Regions from separate parts of the Homo sapiens genome. Here region 2 is linked to region 1. A link is a loop called in an ENCODE intact Hi-C map of the cell type or tissue named here. Cell type or tissue: endothelial cell of umbilical vein. All regions are shown on one strand. Links, peaks and the distances in the headings refer to the core of each region. The heading gives the core; the rest is flanking DNA. Region 1 holds the start of NAPSA (napsin A aspartic peptidase). Region 2 overlaps LRRC4B (leucine rich repeat containing 4B).

Region 1 (8,868 bases), core at 348-8,347:
ATTGCGCCACTGCACTCCAGCCTGGGCAACAGAGTGAGACTCAGTCTCAAAAAAAAAAAAAAAAAAAAAGTCCTGAGAGGAGGGGGAGGGGTCCTCAATCTAGAGTCTCAGTGTTGTAAGATCTGGGACTTAAAAGGGCTCTGGGACCGGACGCGGGGGCTCACAGCTGTAACCACAGCACTTTTGGAGGCTGAGGCGGAAAGATCACTTGAGGTCAGGAGTTCAAGACAGCCTGGCAAACATGGCGAAACCCCATCTCTACTAAAAATACAAAAATTAGCCGGGCGTGGTGGCATGTGCCTGTAGTCCCAGCTACTTGGGAGGCTGAGGCAGGAGAATCACTTGAACCCGGGAGGCAGAGGTTGCAGTGAGCTGAGATCGCCCCACTGCACTCCAGCCTGGGTAACAGAGCAAGACTCTGTCTCAAATAATAATAATAATAATAAATAATAATAATAATAATAATAATAATAAAAGGGCTCTGGTCAGCCAGGCGCGGTGGCTCACGCCTGTAATCCCAGCACTTTGGGAGGCCGAGGTGAGCGGATCACGAGGTCAGGGGTTCCAGACCAGCCTGGCCAACATGGTGAAACCCCGTCTCTACTAAAAATACAAAAATTAGCTGAGCATGGTGGCGCGAGCCTGTAATCCCAGCTACTTGGGAAGCTGAGGCAGGAGAATCGCTTGAACCCAGGAGGCAGAGGTTTCAGTGAGCTGAGATCATGCCATTGCACTCCAGCCTGGGCAACAGAGTGAGACTCCATCTCAAAAAAAAGAAATCTGGTCTTAAGAGATGTCAGAGTGGAGCCCTTAGGGGTGACAGCCTGGTTTAGAGATCTGGAAAGCTGAGAAAGAAGCTCTAGGGATCCTGGGTGCCAAGTTTGGGGATCACTGAACTGGGAGTCCTAGACTTAAAGGGCAAGAGGCAGAAAATCCCTCCTAAGGTTGGGGTGGTAGATGGGGTCACCATACCGGATCAGTGTGGCCCCGGAAGGCTCCACATTCAGCAGAGGCAGCAGCAGCAGCAGGGGTTGCAGCAGCGGTGGTGGAGACATCGCTGGGGACCTGGGTGTGAACCCAGGTGTCCTGGGGCCTCATTTTCTTTCCCCTGTGACTCCACCCTGTTCATGCCCCACCTCCAGGTTTAGAAGGAGACCAGGACATGAAATCTGTCCGCAGGTGACGCAGTGGGACAAGGATGTTTTTTGAAGATTTGTGCAGAGTATTTTTGTAGGGTTGGCAGAAGTAGCATCCTGTGCTCCTGGTGCTCCTCACTCCCTACTTGGGTGGCAGTGGTGGTGGGGTCTCCTCCACCGTCACCACCTCCCACCCCCCCATCCTTCAGCTGCTGTCAGTTTTACTTTTAACTTTCACATAACTTTTCTGAGACTTATTAACCACAAGTGTTTCCTTGGCCAAGTGGGAGAGACCAGCAGGTATCTGTGAAGGGCCTGGGGGAAGGGAGAAAGGACATGATTAGACACCTGCCCTCACATATGAAGTGGGCCCGCATTTCAGGACCCAGTCTCTTACTGTTTTATTTGTAGGTGAAGTATGTTTCTTGTTGACAACAGATCATTGGGTATTGTTTTTTGTTTGTTTGTTTTTGTTTTTGTTTTTTGGTTTTTTTTTTTTTGAGACCGAGTTTCACTCTTGTTGCCCAGGCTGGGATTACAGGCATGCGCAACCACGCCCCACTAATTTTGTAGTTTTAGTAGAGACAGGGTTTCTCCATGTTGGTCAGGCTGGTCTAGAACTCCCGACCTCAGGTGATCCGCCCGCCTCAGCCTCCTAAAGTGCTGGGATTACAGGCGTGAGCCACTGCACCCAGCTGATTCTCAATTATTTCAATCTCTTTGTTAAATTTATGTGATGGAATCTGAATTCCTTCTGTGTGTTAGCTTGAATTTCTTTGAGTTTCCTCAAAACAGCTATTTTAAATTCTCTGTCGGAAAGGTCACATATCTCTGTTTCTTCAAGGATTGGTCCTTGGTGGCTTATTTGATTTGTTTGGTAAGGTCATTTATTCTGGATGGCCTTGATGCTTATAGATGTTCATTGGTGGCTGGGCATTGATGAGTTATTTATTTATTTATTTATTTATTTATTTATTTATTTATTTAGATGGAGTTTTGCTCTTGTTGCCCAAGCTGCAGTGCAATGGTGTGATCTCAGCTCACTGCAACCTCTGCCTCCCAGGTGCAAGTAATTCTGCCTCAGCCTCCCGAGTAGCTGGGACTACAGGCACCCGATACCACCCTGGCTAAATTTTTTTTTTTTTTTTGAGATGGAGTTTCACTCTTATTGCCTAGGCTGGAGTGTAATGGCGCCATCTTGGCTCACTGCAACCTCTGCCTCCTGAGTTCAAGCGATTGTCCTGTCTCAGCCTCCCAAGTAGCTGGGATTATAGGCGCATGCCAGCTAGTTTTTGTATTTTTAGTAAAGACAGGGTTTCATCATATTGGTCAGGCTGGTCTCGAACTCCTGACCTCAGGTGATCCACCTGCCTCGGCCTCCCAAAGTGCTGGGATTACAGGCATGAGCCACCGCACCCAGCCTACACCCAGCTAATTTTTGTATTTTTAGAAGAGACAGGGTTTCACCATGTTGTCTAGCCTGGTCTCAAACTCCTGACCTCAGGTGATCTTCCTGCTTCAGCCTCCCAAAATGCTGGGATTAGACATGAGCCACCATGCCTGGCCATGTTAGGTATTTATTGTAGTCTTTGCAGACAAGGCTTGTTTGTACCTGTCCTTTTTGGGGAGGCTTTCCAGGTATTCAAAAGTACTTGGGTGTTGTGATCTAAGCCATGTCTGCATTAGGGGGCTCCCCAAGCCCATTAATGCTGTGGTTCTTGCAAACTCATAGAGGTACTATCTTAGTGGTCTTAGATAAGATCCAGAAGATTTATCTGGATTACCAGGCAGAGACTCTTGCTCTCTTCCCTTGCTTTCTCTCAAACAGAGTCAGTCTCTCTCTCTCCCTCTCTCTCTCTCTCTCTCTCTCTCTCTCTCTGTCTCTGTCTCTCTCTCTCTGCTGAGCTACCTGGAGCTGGGAGTGGGGTGACACAAACACCCCATGCCTACTATCACTGGGATTGCGCTGGGTCCTGCCCATGGCCTCCTGTAACCACGACCTACCTGCCTACTGCTTATGTTTGCTCAAGGCCCTTGGGCTCTAAAACTAGCAGGTTCCAAAGGCAGCCATGCTTGCATCCTTCCCTTCAGGGCATCAAGTTACCTCAGGTCCCAGGTGGGTCCAGAGATACAGTCAGTGAGCCAGGGACTGGAGTCAAAACCCTTAGAAATCGGCTGGATGCGGTAACTCATGCCTGTAATCCCAGCACTTTAGGAGGCTGAGGCAGGCGGATCACTTGAGGTCAGGAGTTCGAGGCCAGTCTGGCCAACATGGTGAAACCCTGTCTCTACTAAAAATACAAAAATTAGCCAGGCGTGGTGGTCAGCGCCTGTAATCCCAGCTACTCGGAAGGCCGAGGCAGGAGAATCACTTGAACCTGGGAGGCGGAAGTTGCAGTGAGCCAAGATCGCGCTGCTACACTCCAGTCTGGGCGACAGAGCAAGACTCCCTCTCAAAAAAAAAAAAAAAAAAAAAAGAAACAAAAGAAAGGCTAGGTGCGGTGGGGGTGCGTTTGGGAGGCTGGGGGTGTCATCCCAGCCCTTTGGAAGGCTGAGGCAGGAGGATCGCTTGCGCCTGGGAGTTGGAGACCAGCCTGGGCAACAAAGGGAGACCCTGTCTGTACAAAAAAAATGTAAAAATTATCTGGGCGTAATGGCACACTCCTGTAGTCCCAGCTACTGGGGAAGGTGAGGCTGGAGGATAACTTGAGCCTAGGAGGCTGAAGCTGCAGTGAGCCGTCATCACGCCACTGCACTCCATCCCAGGTGACAGAGTGAGACACTGTCTCAACAGAAATAAATAAATACATAAATAATGGTAAAGATCCACTTTGTGCACTCCTTGCTCTGGGGGATTTTCCTGAAGCAGCCGAACGTGTCCCTGATAACTGTCACCACCCCCCTTTGTTTTCTCAGTCAGAGCACTCGATCTGGGCCCCTTCAACTCGCCCCGCACGCTTTCCGTCTGCAGCACCCCATCCAACTGCACCCAAGCGCCCTTAAGTAGTTTGAGAGGCCGTGCCTGCAAATTCCCAATTGGCCACAAGGTGGAGGTGTGGGCCTGTTTTCCCAGCCAAGATTCCCCAGCCGCCACCCGTTTCTAGAGCTGGACCCCTGGAACACCAGGCTCTCTCCAGCTTTCCTGCTTCCGCCCTAGCAGTTCCCACCGCCTGGAATGCCGACTTGCTCGCTCTCTGCACCCCACGGGAAAAGGAGCAGAACAGGCTTCCTCCCTGACTCCCCTGCCCAAGCGTACTGGGAGATCTCCTGCCGAACACGGCCCGGCCAATGGGACCTGGATCTCCCCATGTCTTGTCTCTCAGGGGGTTGTGACCGAGTGGGCCTCCACCATCAGAGGAGCACAGTTTCCAGAATCGCCCAACACAATCTTTCCCGAATCCCCTCAGGAAGTGATTAGGTAAAGGATTGCCAGATTTTTAAACCCGTCATTTTATTTACTAACCTTGTAAGAAAGGAATTATCGCCCACATTTTACCGGGTTGGGGAGGGGCTGCTGCGGTGCAGCAAGATTAAGAGGAGGCAGCCCAGGTGCACTTGGAGGGGAATTGAACCTGGTTCTTGAAGCTGCAGACACCAAGTAATCAGCCCAGATGCCTCGCATCGTCTTTGCCAGGATTACTTTTGCCCCTGTTCCATTGGTGGGAATCTGTCACGTGGTTGCTCCTGGCTGCAAGGACGACCCGGAAATGTAGTCCAGTTGTGTGTCCAAGAGTGGGGGACCCTTTGGGTGACTCTCAGGCACTGTGGGCCACATCAGACCCCACAAGGCCTCAAGTTCGGACCTGCGTTCCCTCTATGATCTTATATCGCACCTTCCCGAGGTCTCGCATTAGTGTTTTTTTTTTTTTTTTTTTTTTTTTTTTGAGGCAGAATCTCGCTCTGTTCAGGCTGGAGTGCAGTGGCTGTGATCTCGGCTCACTGCAACCTCCGAACCCCCAGGTTCAAGCGATTCTCCTGCCAATTTTTGTAATTTTAGTAGGGACGGAGTTTTGCCATGTTGGCCATGCTGGTCTCGAACTCCTGACCTCAGGTGATCTGCCCGCCTTGGCCTCCCAAAGTGTTGGGATTACAGGCATGAGCCACTGCACCTGGCCTACTCAAAATATTAAACATAGGCCGGGCATGGTGGCTTACACGTGTCATCCCAGCACGTTGGCAGGCTGAGGTGGGAGGATTGCTTGAGCCCAGGAGTTCCAGACCAGCCTGGGGAACATAGTGAGTCTGTCTCTACAAAAGAATTACCTGGGCTTGCTAGCGCATGCTTGTAGTCCCAGCTACTCTGGAGACTGAGATGGCAGGATCACTTAGCCCAGGAGGTCGTGGCTGCAGTGAGCTGTGACTACGCCACCCCACTCCAGCCTAGGTAGCAGAGTGAGACACTGTCTCAAAACAAAACAAAACAAAAAGTTAAACATAGAGTTACTGCATGACCCAGCAATCCCACTCCAAGGTGAAATGAAACATATGTCTACACAAAAACTTGTACATGAATGTTCATAGCAGCGTTGCAGCCAAGAATAGAAACATCCCACCTGTCCATTAACTGGCGAATGGGTAGGTAAAAGGTGGTATATCCATACCATGGACTATTACTGTGCCATAAACAGAAATGAAGTACTGATACATTCTACAAAGTAGATGAACCTAGAAAACGTTATGCCCAGTGAGAGATGCCAGTCACAAAGAGCTACATATTCCAACGATCCATTTATAGGAAATGTCTAGAATAGGAAAATTCCATAAAGTCATATAATTTTTTCTTTTTTTGAAACAGAGCCTTGCTTTGTCACCCAGGCTGGAGAGCAGTGGTACCATTATGGCTCACTGCAACCTCAACCTCCTGGGCACAAGTGATCCTCCCATCTCAGCCTCCTGAGTAGCTGGGACAAGAGGCATTCGCTACCCTGCATGGCTTAGTTTTTAATTTTTTGTAGAGATGGGGGTGGGGGTGTCTCCCTATGTTGCCCAGATTGGTCTCAAACTCCTGGGCTCAAACAATCCTCCAGCATTGGCCTCCCGAAGTGCTGGGGTTACAGGCATGAGCCACCTCACTCAGCCAGATATAGATTAATGGCTGCCTCAAGCTGGAAGAAAAGGGTGGGAGAATTGGGTATAACTGTTTTTTGTTTGTTTGAGATGGAGTCTAGGTCTGTTGCCAGGCTGGAGGGTAGTGGCGTGATCTAGGCTCACTGCAACCTCTGCCTCCTGGGTTCAAGCGATTCTCCTGCCTCAGCCTCCTGAGTAGCTGGGATTTCAGGTGCCTGCCACCATACTCGGCTAATTTTTGTATTTTTGTAGCGACGGGGTTTCGCCTTGTTGGCTAGGATGGTCTCAATCTCTTGACCTTGTGATCTGCCCTCCTTGGCCTTCCAAAGTGCTGGGATTACAGGTGTGAGCCACCGTGGCCAACGGGTATATCTGCTTATGGGAATGGGGTTTCTTTGTGGACTGACCAAAATGTTCTAAAATTGGTTATGGTGGTGGTTGCACAACCCGTGAACTTGCTAAAAACCATTAAATTGTACTTGAAAGTGCTGAATTGTTTGGTGTGTGAACCAAATCTCAATAAAGCTATTACCAAAAAAATTAGAGAATATTGGGTTACTTACAAATGAGAACCTTGGTCCACAGCTACCTTCAGACAACAAAACTGCCAGTGACCGAGTGCTTCTGTATGCCAGGCACTGCGCTTCCGGGATCCTCATACCCTTCATAAGAAATAAGAACAAGAGGCCGGGCACGGCAGCACACGCCTGTAATTCCTGCACTTTGAGAGGCCGAGGTGGGTGGATTGCCTGAGGTCGGGAGTTCGAGACCAGCCTGGCCAACATGATGAAACCCTGTCTCTATTAAAAATACAAAAAATTAGCCGGGCGTGGTGGCAGGTGCCTGTAGTCCCAGCTAGTCAGGAGGCTGAGGCAGGAGAATGGCGTGAACCCGGCAGGCAGAGGTTGCAGTGAGCCGAGATCACGCCACTGTACTAGAGTAAACTCTGTCTCAAATAAATAAATAAATAAATAAATAAGAACAAAGCCGGGCGTGGTGGCTCATGCCTGTAATCCCAGCACTTTGGGAGGCTGAGATGAGTGGATCACTTGATGTCAGGAGTTTGAAACCAGCCTGCCCAACATGGTGAAACCCCGTCTCTACTAAAAACACAAAAATTAGCCGGGCATGGTGGTGCGCACCCGTGATCCCAGCTACTCAGGAGGCTGAGGCAGGAGAATAACTTGAACCCGGGAGGCAGAAGTTGCAGTGAACCAAGATTGGGCCACTGCACTCTAGCCTGGGTGACAAGAGCAAAACTCAAAGAAAAAAGGAAGAACGATTTATCCTATTTACCAGTAGGTCAACCGAGACTGAGTGCAATGTGACTCGTCCCAAAAGTGTTGTAATTCCTCTTCAGCCTATTTCAGGACTCTTGCACTTTTCTAACAGTGGAAACTTAGAACTACTTTAACAGCCACAAGAATCAATACAGGCTGGATGAGAGGCTCATGCCTGTAATCCCGGCACCTTGGGAGGCCAAGGTGGGCAGATCGCCTGAGTCCATGAGTTCAAGAACAGCCTAGGCAACGTGGCGAAACCCCATCTCTAACAAAAATGTAAAAACTTAGCTGGGTGTGGTGGCTCATGCCTGCGGTCCCACATACTCTGGAGGCTGAGGTGGGAGGATCACCTGAGCCCAGGAGGTCAGGGCTGCAATAAGCCAAGATGGCACCACTGCACTCCAGCCTGGGCGACAGAGTGAGATCTTATCTTAAAAAAATAAATAAATAAATAAATAAATATAAATACAGTTCCACCATATCAGGCACCTCATTTGAAACCCACCCTGTTTATGCTTTTACCTCATTTAGTCATAAGAGTAAGGCAACAAGGTCATACTCTTGATCCCGGTGGGCTAGGGGAAGTCCCCATATGCTGGTGTGGGACCTCCACCCCAGCCAATGTCCAGGCTCTTGACACCATCTCGGGAAGGAACTTGAGGACAAGTGGGAAAATACTGAAAGTACAAAGATGTATTGCAAAGTGAAAAGTACACACTCAACAAAGAGGAGTACAGGTGGACTCCAGAGAGAGTCTCCTGCAGGGGGGGTTTGGGGCTGCTACCTTAATGGGTTTCTCTCTTTTTGTTTTGAGACAGTCTTGCTCTGTCCCCAGGCTGGAGTGCAGTGGCACGATCTTGGCTCACTGCAACCTCCGCCTCACGGGTTCCAGCGATTCTCCTGCCTCAGTCTCCTGAGTAGCTGGGACTACAGGTATGTACTATGGATTTCTTTAATCAAGGAGTGGAATATTCATGAAGATTCCTAGAAAAAGGAGATTTTTGAGAACTGTGGTGCCACCCACTTTTACACCAAATATGGGTGTTCCTGTAACCGTCCTGGTGCTGGTGGGTGTGTGTTTATGTTAATGAGCATATAACGAGGTCCTAGGTGAGACCTAGGTCATATGTAGGGCCTTGTTGGGTCCAATGTGTCTTAGCCAGGTTGGTCCACACCTAGGGTTTTCAAGAGTCTTATCAGCCCCCACCTGCTGCAACTATTTCAACAGTTTCCTTTTGCTAGTCATGTGAAACTGCTGCCTGGAATTTTCTATTCTCCTGTGACTACCCTGTGTTATTCCTGTCTCGCTTTTTTTTTTTTTTTTTTTTTTTGAGATAGAGTTTCAGTCTGTCGGTAGGCTGGAGTGCAGTGGCGCGATCTCG
Region 2 (8,000 bases), core at 1-8,000, 170 kb after region 1:
GACGAAGATGTTGACATTTTGTCCTACAGTAGAGGACCTAGGCCTGGGGCCACCTCTGACAGCCACATAGCTGCCCACACTTCCAAGTTCCCTGGATCTTCAGCCCCCATCTGCTGAGCCCACCTCCACCTATGCTGGGCTCTGGGACAGATCTCAATGATGCAGATGTGAATCCGGCAAAGGGACGTGGCCCCCATCAATGACTGCCTTCTAACCCCGATGGGGACTTTCCTTTTATCCTGCAACTTGGCCTGTGTAGGGGGACTTTCCACTTTGGTTGTGGTAGGTAAATATTACTAAAGCTGAAAAAAATCCCACTGAGATCTGTTGGGGTTTTTAAGAAAATAAATTGTGAAGAAATTCCTTATTAAAAATGTAACTGTGGTAAGAAAACAATTAAGTGAACTGTTCATCTTAACATTATAAATTGTATTTATTTATATTTATTTATTTATTTGAGACAGAGTCTTGCTCTGTCACCAGGCTGGAGTGCAGCGATCTCAGCTCACTGCAACCTCTGCCTCCCGGGTTCAAGTGATTCTCCTGCCTCAGCCTCCCGAGTAGCTGGGATTACAGGCGCCTGCCACCACACCCAGCTAATTGTTTGTATTTTTAGTAGAGACAGGGTTTCACTGTGTTAGCCAGGATGGTCTCGATCTCCTGACCTCATGATCTGCCCGCCTTGGCCTCCCAAAGTGCTGGGATTACAGGCGTGACCCACCACGCCCGGCCTGTTTATTTATTTATTTATTTTTAAGACAGGATCTTGCTCTATTGCTCAGGCTGGAGTGCAGTGGCATGATTTCAGCTCACTGCAGCCTCCGCCTCCTGGGTTCAAGTGATTCTCCCACCTTAGCCTCCTGAGTAGCTGGGATTGCAGGTGCAAACAACCACACCAGGCTAATTTTTGTATTTTAGTAGAGACAAGGTTTCACCAAGTTGGCCGGGCTGGTCTCCAACTCCTGACCTCAGGTGATCTGCCTGCCTCTGCCTCCCAGAGTGCTGGGATTACAGACGTGAACCACTGCACTCGGCCTGTTTTTATGTTTTGAATATAATGAGTCAATCACAAAAGTTTAGCAAGCTTACTGTTGTTTGTGTGTGTGTGTTAATTTTTTTACATTCAGATTTTAAAAACCGTTATTTGTCACATCAACTGTCTTTATGATGACTTCTCATATTTCTTGCTTGTCCCTGAGACAAGGAACTTGTGCCTCCCTCTCCAACAGGGACTTCCCTGATGCCATGACTGGCAGCACTGCAGGGGCCGTTGTGGGCCCCTGATTCTCACACTGACCCGGCTCAGGCCTAGACGTCCCTGTCTCCCTCCTCCCATTCATCCTCCTGGGAGTGGCCTCCTGAGCCCTTCTGGGACCAGGCCCTGGCCTGGGTGGAAAGTCTGGCTGGATGGCTACCCGCCTCCCACCCTTCCCCACCACCAGGAGCCCAGAGAGGCATCTGAACCTGGGTGTAAACAACAAGGGGATGAGATCTATATCAGAGGCATGTGCAAGACCAAGCAAGGCAGCAGGACTTTGCCTAAGGCACCTGCGGGTGGGGTGGGAGAGTGGGGTTAAGCTGAGGCACAGGCCATGGGCCTACACCGCTTCCTGGGCAGCCTTCCCTGGCCTCCCCTCACTATGTTCAGCTCAGCAGCCCCCCGCCAGCTCGTGCACGCTGCTACTGGACTTGTTTACCTTCCTTTTTTTTTTTTTTATGATGGAGTCTCGCTCTGTCGCCCAGGCTGGAGTGCAATAGCATGATCTCAGCTCACTGCAACCTTCGCCTCCCAGGTTCAAGCGATTCTCCTGCCTCACCCTCCCGAGTATCTGGGATTACAGTAACACATCACCACACCTGGCTAATTTTTGTATTTTTAGTAGAGATGGGGTTTCACTACGTTGGTCAGGCTGGTCTCAAGCTCCTGACCTCAAGTGAGCACCCGCCTCAGCCTCCCGAAGTGCTAGGATTACAGGCGTGAGCCACTGTGCCCGGATGAGACTTGCCGACTTTCTGAACGACCTCTTTCTGCACGCAGTGTCGAGAGGGCAGGGATCTCTGTATGTCCTGCTCTCTGGGCCTCGGGTGGTGCCTGGCACACACTAGGTGCTCAATAAACAAATCAGGGCTGCACTGAATGCTGCAGATGGATTAGCCGGGGCTGTTCAGACACAGGAGGGACAGCCCATGCAGGGAGAAAGATGCACGGGTCTCAGCTCAGCTCCTAGACTCGCCACGGGGTGGTGACGAGACCACGGCATCCTTGTGAGGATTAAACTGTCTCGATATCTGTAAGCCATGGAGAAGAGCGCCTGGCACAGGGCAAGCACATCTGTCTGTGACTATTTAAAGGCAGGGCAAGTTTCTGGAAGGGTGGGAAGGAAGGGGCTGGGGTAGCTTCTGGTGCCCAGTAGAGGGTGCCCCTGAGCTTGGTGTAGCTGGGAGCGCCAGGCATACTCATCCTGATCTGAGATGGGGACAGGGTGGCTTGCAGAAAGGTGTCCCCTAGGAGGAGTTGGTGTGGCGACTCCAGCTGGGTGTGGTGGCAGGGGTGTGTGGGTACAGGCTACATCTGGGAGGCTAGGAAGAAGCTGGGGCTTCCAGATGAGCAAGGACAAGGCCAGAGCCAGGCTGGGCTGTGGGGATGTAGACTGGGACTCAGTGGCAGTTCTGAGACTGAGTCACCAGGGTGCAGCGCCAGGGATAGCTACGAATTAGGAAGCATTACGAATCGCGTTGAAAAAACCAAGTTCTGCAGCCAGCCTGCCTGGGCCGAGTCCCAGCTCCGTTACTAACCATGGGACCAGGACCGTTTGCAAGTGTCTTAACTCTCCTATGCCTCAGTTTCCTCATCTGTAACATGAGAAGAATAGGACCTACTCAGGGGGCTGTCGTGAGGCTGAAATTCACTGACCCTGTAAAGGGCTTGGAGCAATGCTGGGGGCCCGACTGACATTCTCCCGCCCACCCTCGCTGAGCTGTAGAAATAATTGGTCTATTTTCTAGACGAGAAGGCAGGCTCAGAGAGGTGACTCAACGCCTTAGCGTCATTCGTGGAGGGGAGAACGCGGGTCTTGTGCCTCTCAGGACTCGCAGGCTGCTCAACAGAGATGTGGGACTGATACTCCCACCCAGCAGCCTGTCCCGAGGCTCAGGGGCCATGTGGCTTTGCAGGACGCCAAGCAATTCTACGCCTTTGTCAATTTAACTTTAACAGGTGTGAGCCACCGCGCCCGGCCGACTGTTCTTTTCTGTAAGTGTGCTGTGAGTCATCATGAGAAAAAGTTAAGAAGAAACTGACAAAGTATGGGAAATCCTATTTGAAAAGGGTAGAAACTGAGGCTCGGAGTGGTGACAAGGATTATGTGGGCCCCGAGATGGCGCTGCTGAGGGAATGAAGAGGATAACTCAGCTGGAATGAGAGCCAGGGAGGCCGCAGTTAGACACGAAGTCTCAGCAGCCCGGGAACGGACGGCAGAGGGCGCACTGCTCCCTCCTATCCAGAGGACCTCCTGGCTGCTGGTCGCAGGCCCGCGGCTGGGGAATGTCCCAGTTGACCTCAAGAGAGGTCAGCTCCTAGATTCCCCTCTACAGATCCTCCCTTCCGCCATTTTCTTTCTTTCTTTCTTTTTTGCCTTTTTTGAGATGGAGTCTCTCTCTGTTGCCCAGGCTGGAGTGCAGTGGCACAATCTCAGCTCACTGCAACCTACCTCTGCCTCCGGGTTCAAGTGATTCTCCTGCCTCAGCCTCCTGAGTAGCTAGTACTACAGGCACGCACTACCACTCCCAGATAATTTTTGTATTTTTGGTAGAGACGGGGTTTCGCCATGTTGGCCAGGCTAGTTTCCAATTCCTGACCTCAGGTGATCCAACCGCCTCGGCCTCCCGAAGTGGTGGGATTACAGGCGCGAGCCACCGCGCCCGGCCCTCCCACCGTTTTCTTCCTTAAAGGGCTCTAACTGGGAAAAGTCTGTCCAATCAAAAGCTCCATGTTTCATGCCCCTGGAGGGATCAGCCGCCTGGAAAATGCGAACTAGTGGGTAATTTAAAAGCTATTCTTGGTATTTGCCTTGATAATGCACTATGGCCGGGGTTTTTATTTGGTTAGTTTGGGTTTTGTCTTGTTTTTTTTTTTTTTTTTTTTTTTTTTTGAGACAGAGTCTTGCTCTGCCACCTAGGCTGGAGTCCAGTGGCAAAATCACAGCTCACTGCAGCCTCTGCCTCCTGGCCTCATGCAATCTTCCCACCTCAGCCTCCCAGGGATCTGGGACTACAGGTGCGTGCCACCACACCTGGCTAATTTTTGTATTTTTAGTAGAGATGGGGTCTTGCTATGTTGCCCAGGCTGGTTTCAAACTCCTGAGCTCAAGCGATCCACCTGCCTTGGCCTCCCAAAGTGCTGGGATTACAGGTGTGAGCCACCGTGCTGGGATTACAGGTGCGAGCCACCGCACGCCGCCTTTTTTTTTTCAAGACGGATTCTTGCTTTGTCGCCAGGCTGGAGTGCAGTGGCACGATCTCGGCTCACTACCACCTCTGCATCCTGGGTTCAAGCGATTCTCCTGCCTCAGCCTCCCAAGTAGCCAGGTGCCCGCCACCACACCCGGCTAATTTTTGTATTTTTAGTAGAGACAGGGTTTCACCATGTTGGCCAGGATGGTCTCGAACTCCTGACCTTGTGATCCACCTGCCTTGGCTTCCCAAAGTGCTGGGATTACAGGCGTGAGCCACCGTGCCCGGCCAGGTTTTGTTTTTTGTTTTTGCAACAGAATTACCATCCTGTAGCTGCCCCACTTTGGCTGTCTGGGCCTGGCTTCTCCACACTGACTCTCAGGGTGGGACAGACATATATACCTTCTGAGGCACATGGCAAGCCCATGGGGGCTACAGCTTGCTGGGCGACCTTGGATAAGTCACTCAGAGCCTGTGCCTCCATTTCCACGTCCATAAGATGGGAGAAGTCATCCTGCCCTCACAGGAATAAATGGGGTTAGATGAGCGCTCCCTGACCCCCTGCTCCAGATAAATGCTTTGAAATTTTTGTTTCTTTTTCCTCATTTAGGAAAAGGTGAGCAAATTCCAGTATAGCCTTTTTTTTTTCTTTCCAGCTTGCATAGGATTTTATACTTAGTATTTTTAAAGCTTAATTTGTTCTGATTATAAAAGTTATTGGCTGGGTGTGGTGGCTCACACATGTAATCCCAGCACTTTGGGAGGCCGAGGCAGGTGGATCACAAGGTCAGGAGTTCGAGACCAGCCTGGCCAGCATGGTGAAACCCCGTCTCTACCAAAAATACAAAAATCAGCAGGGCGTGGTGGCAGGTGCCTGTAGTCCCAGCTACTCGGGAGGCTGAGGCAGGAGAATTGCTTGAACCCGAGAGGTGGAAGTTGCAGTGAACCGAGATCGCGCCACTGCACTCCAGCCTGGGGGACAGTGCGAGACTCCATCTCAAAAAAAAAAAAAAAAGTTATTAAATGCTCTCACTGAAGAAAATCTAGAGAATAAAGAAAACATAAAGAAGAAATTAAATATCCCTGTAATACTAATGCAAAGAGAAAAGACCCTGTTGACCTTCCTGGGTGTTTCTCGGTCTTTTAAAATATATTGCTTAAGTTTTAAAAGTGAATTGGAGATCCTATTCACATTCTTTGAAAGCTCAGTATTACGTTTTGAGCATTTCCCCATGTCATCCACTATTATTTGAAACTCTGTTTTAAATAGCTGCATAATATTCCATTGTAATGGGCACAGTGATTCATTGAACCCAGGGGTCCGCAACCCCTAGGCCACAGACCGGTACTGGTGGGTGGCCTGTTAGGAACCAGGCTGCACAGAAGGAGGTGAGCAGCAGGCGAGCGAGCATTACTGTCTGAGCTCTGCCTCCTATCAGATCACTGGCGGCATTACATTCTCTTTTATTTAAATTACAAAAAAATTTTTTTTTGAGACAGAGTCTTGCTCTGTTGCCTAGGCTGGAGTGCAGTGGCACGATCTCAGCACACTACAACCTCCGCCTCTCGGGTTCAAGTGATTCTCCTGCCTCCTGAGTATCTGGGATTACAGACACCTGCCACCATGCCTGGGTTATTTTTGTATTTTTAGTAGAGACAGGTTTTGCCGTGTTGGCCAGGCTGGTCTCGAACTCGTGACCTCAGGTGATCCACCCACCTCAGCCTCCCAAAGCACTGGGGTTACAGGCGTGAGGCACCACGCTCGGCCAGCATTAGATTCTCATAGGAACGTGAACCCTATTGTGAACTGTGCAGGCGAGGGATTTCGTTTACTTGCTCCTTATGAGAATCTAATGCCTGATGATCCATCACTGTCTCCCATCACCCCCAGATGGGACCATCTAGTTGCAGGAAAACAAGCTCAGGGCTCCCACTGATTCTACATTATAGTGAGTAGTATAATTATTTTATTATACATTACGATGTAATAATAATAATAGAAATAAAGTGCACCGGCCGGGCGTGGTGGCTCACGCCTGTAATCCCAGCACTTTGGGAGGCCAAAGCAGGCGGATCATGAGGTCAGGAGATCGAGACCATCCTGGCTAACATGGTGAAACCCTATCTCTACTAAAAATACAAAAAAAGTAGCCGGGCGTGCTGGTGGGTGCCTGTAGTCCCAGCTACTCGGGAGGCTGAAGCAGGAGAATGGCGTGAACCCGGGAGGCGGAGCTTGCAGTGAGCCGAGATGGCGCTACTGCACTCCAGCCTGGGCGAAAATGAGAGGCTCTGTCTCAAAAAAAAAAAGAAAAGAAAAGAAAAGAAAAATTAGCCGCTCACAGTGGGGTGTGCCTGTAATCCCAGCTACTCGGGAGGCTGAGGCAGGAGAATCGCTTGAACCTGGGAGGCGGAGGTTGCAGTGAGCCAAGATTGCACCACTGCACTCCAGCCTGGTGACAGAGTGAAGCAAGACTCTATCTCAAAAAAAAAAAAAAAAGAAAAAGAAAAAGCAATGCACCATAAATGTAATGCCAAAACCATCTCCTCGACACCCCAGTCCATGGAAAAATTATCTTCCATGAAACCAGTCCCTGGTGCCAAAAGGGTTGGGGACCGCTGATGTAACCAGTCCCTTGTCAGCAGGAGTTGAGGCTACTTCTAAACGTTGGTAGTCGGGCCATCCTTAAACACAACTCTTTGAAGCCCCTCTAATAATTTCCTTAGGATGGATTGGTTTGTTCCTTAAGCTGGAACCACACTTGCTTGCCATACAACCTCATAGCCGGCCCCAGGAGGGACCCAGAGCCGCCCGCTAAAAGCCTTGGGTGGATTCAGTGGTACTTTGTTAAATTAAGTACATGAATATCCTACGGCCCGGCAATTCCCTCTGGGTATATATTCCACAGAAATGATCATGCAGCTCCCAGAGGGGTCCTGAGGGAGGATTTGCGGTGGGGCAGCTAGAAGCCTCCGGGACGTCCAGTCTCATCAGGAAGCAGTGGGGGACTTGGCAGATGGACGGGGGTGGGTGCCCATCAATTCTGTAGCAGCAACAGCAGCAGAGTGGACACACACAGCAATATGAACCACTCTCAGAAACACAGGCCGAGCGAACACAGTGAGACAAAGACAGCGATCTTAACGCAGCTTCATCTGCATAAATTAAGAATACGTGTACGCAAAGCAACAATACCCATTTTGCAAGAACACACACAAGCAAAAAATCCACAGTAAACACATTAGGAGGACTTTCTGTGGGGAGAGGGTAAGGCGGGGATATGAGGATAAAAGGGAGGGAAGGAGGAAGGAGCCAGTCCGGTGAGGACCAGGTACCTGACTGAGGAGCGAGGAGTGGACAGGCTGGGCCCAGCCGAGGTGGTGCACCTTCCCCCCAGGTCCCGAGGAGATGGAGGCGAAGATCTGCACCCGGTCTTCTCCCAGGGGGCCAGGGCATGTGAGCTGCGGGGAGGCAGTCTCCTGGCCTCTGCCTTAAAAGGCATTTCCTGAGGCTCCAGGCTTGCAGGCCCCACCAATCTCAAAAAACAGTG

The links. Peaks named below come from ENCODE experiments on the same cell type or tissue, not always from the same donor. Only the 100,000 strongest peaks of a DNase experiment are listed, where the experiment ranks them.
Region 2: it touches region 1 in a loop (10-fold over the local background); 4 of 110 quality-filtered maps call a loop at or near these places.

What each region holds. Positions count from the first base shown.
Region 1 is chr19:50,364,567-50,373,434 of GRCh38, forward strand. NAPSA (napsin A aspartic peptidase) reads right to left here and starts at 1,073. Exons shown (of 9, transcript NM_004851.3): 1 at 973-1,073. The coding sequence starts at 1,055. LOC105372437 (a long non-coding RNA gene) reads left to right here. Exons shown (of 4, transcript XR_007067299.1): 4 at 8,305-8,810. RefSeq lists enhancers at 1,274-1,423, 4,217-4,276. In endothelial cell of umbilical vein, for the core only: a CTCF peak has its summit at 4,181 (motif pointing right); DNase peaks (open chromatin) are centred at 4,235 and 4,795; H3K4me3 peaks cover 620 bases; H3K27ac peaks cover 333 bases.
Region 2 is chr19:50,534,436-50,542,435 of GRCh38, forward strand. The region is part of intron 2 of LRRC4B (leucine rich repeat containing 4B); the gene reads right to left. It overlaps LOC124904747 (a long non-coding RNA gene), which reads left to right. Exons shown (of 3, transcript XR_007067300.1): 3 at 1-396. Among named protein-coding and RNA genes, the nearest start is that of ASPDH, 25 kb to the left of the region's middle. RefSeq lists an enhancer at 217-306. In endothelial cell of umbilical vein, for the core only: a CTCF peak has its summit at 3,460 (motif pointing right); a DNase peak (open chromatin) is centred at 3,436.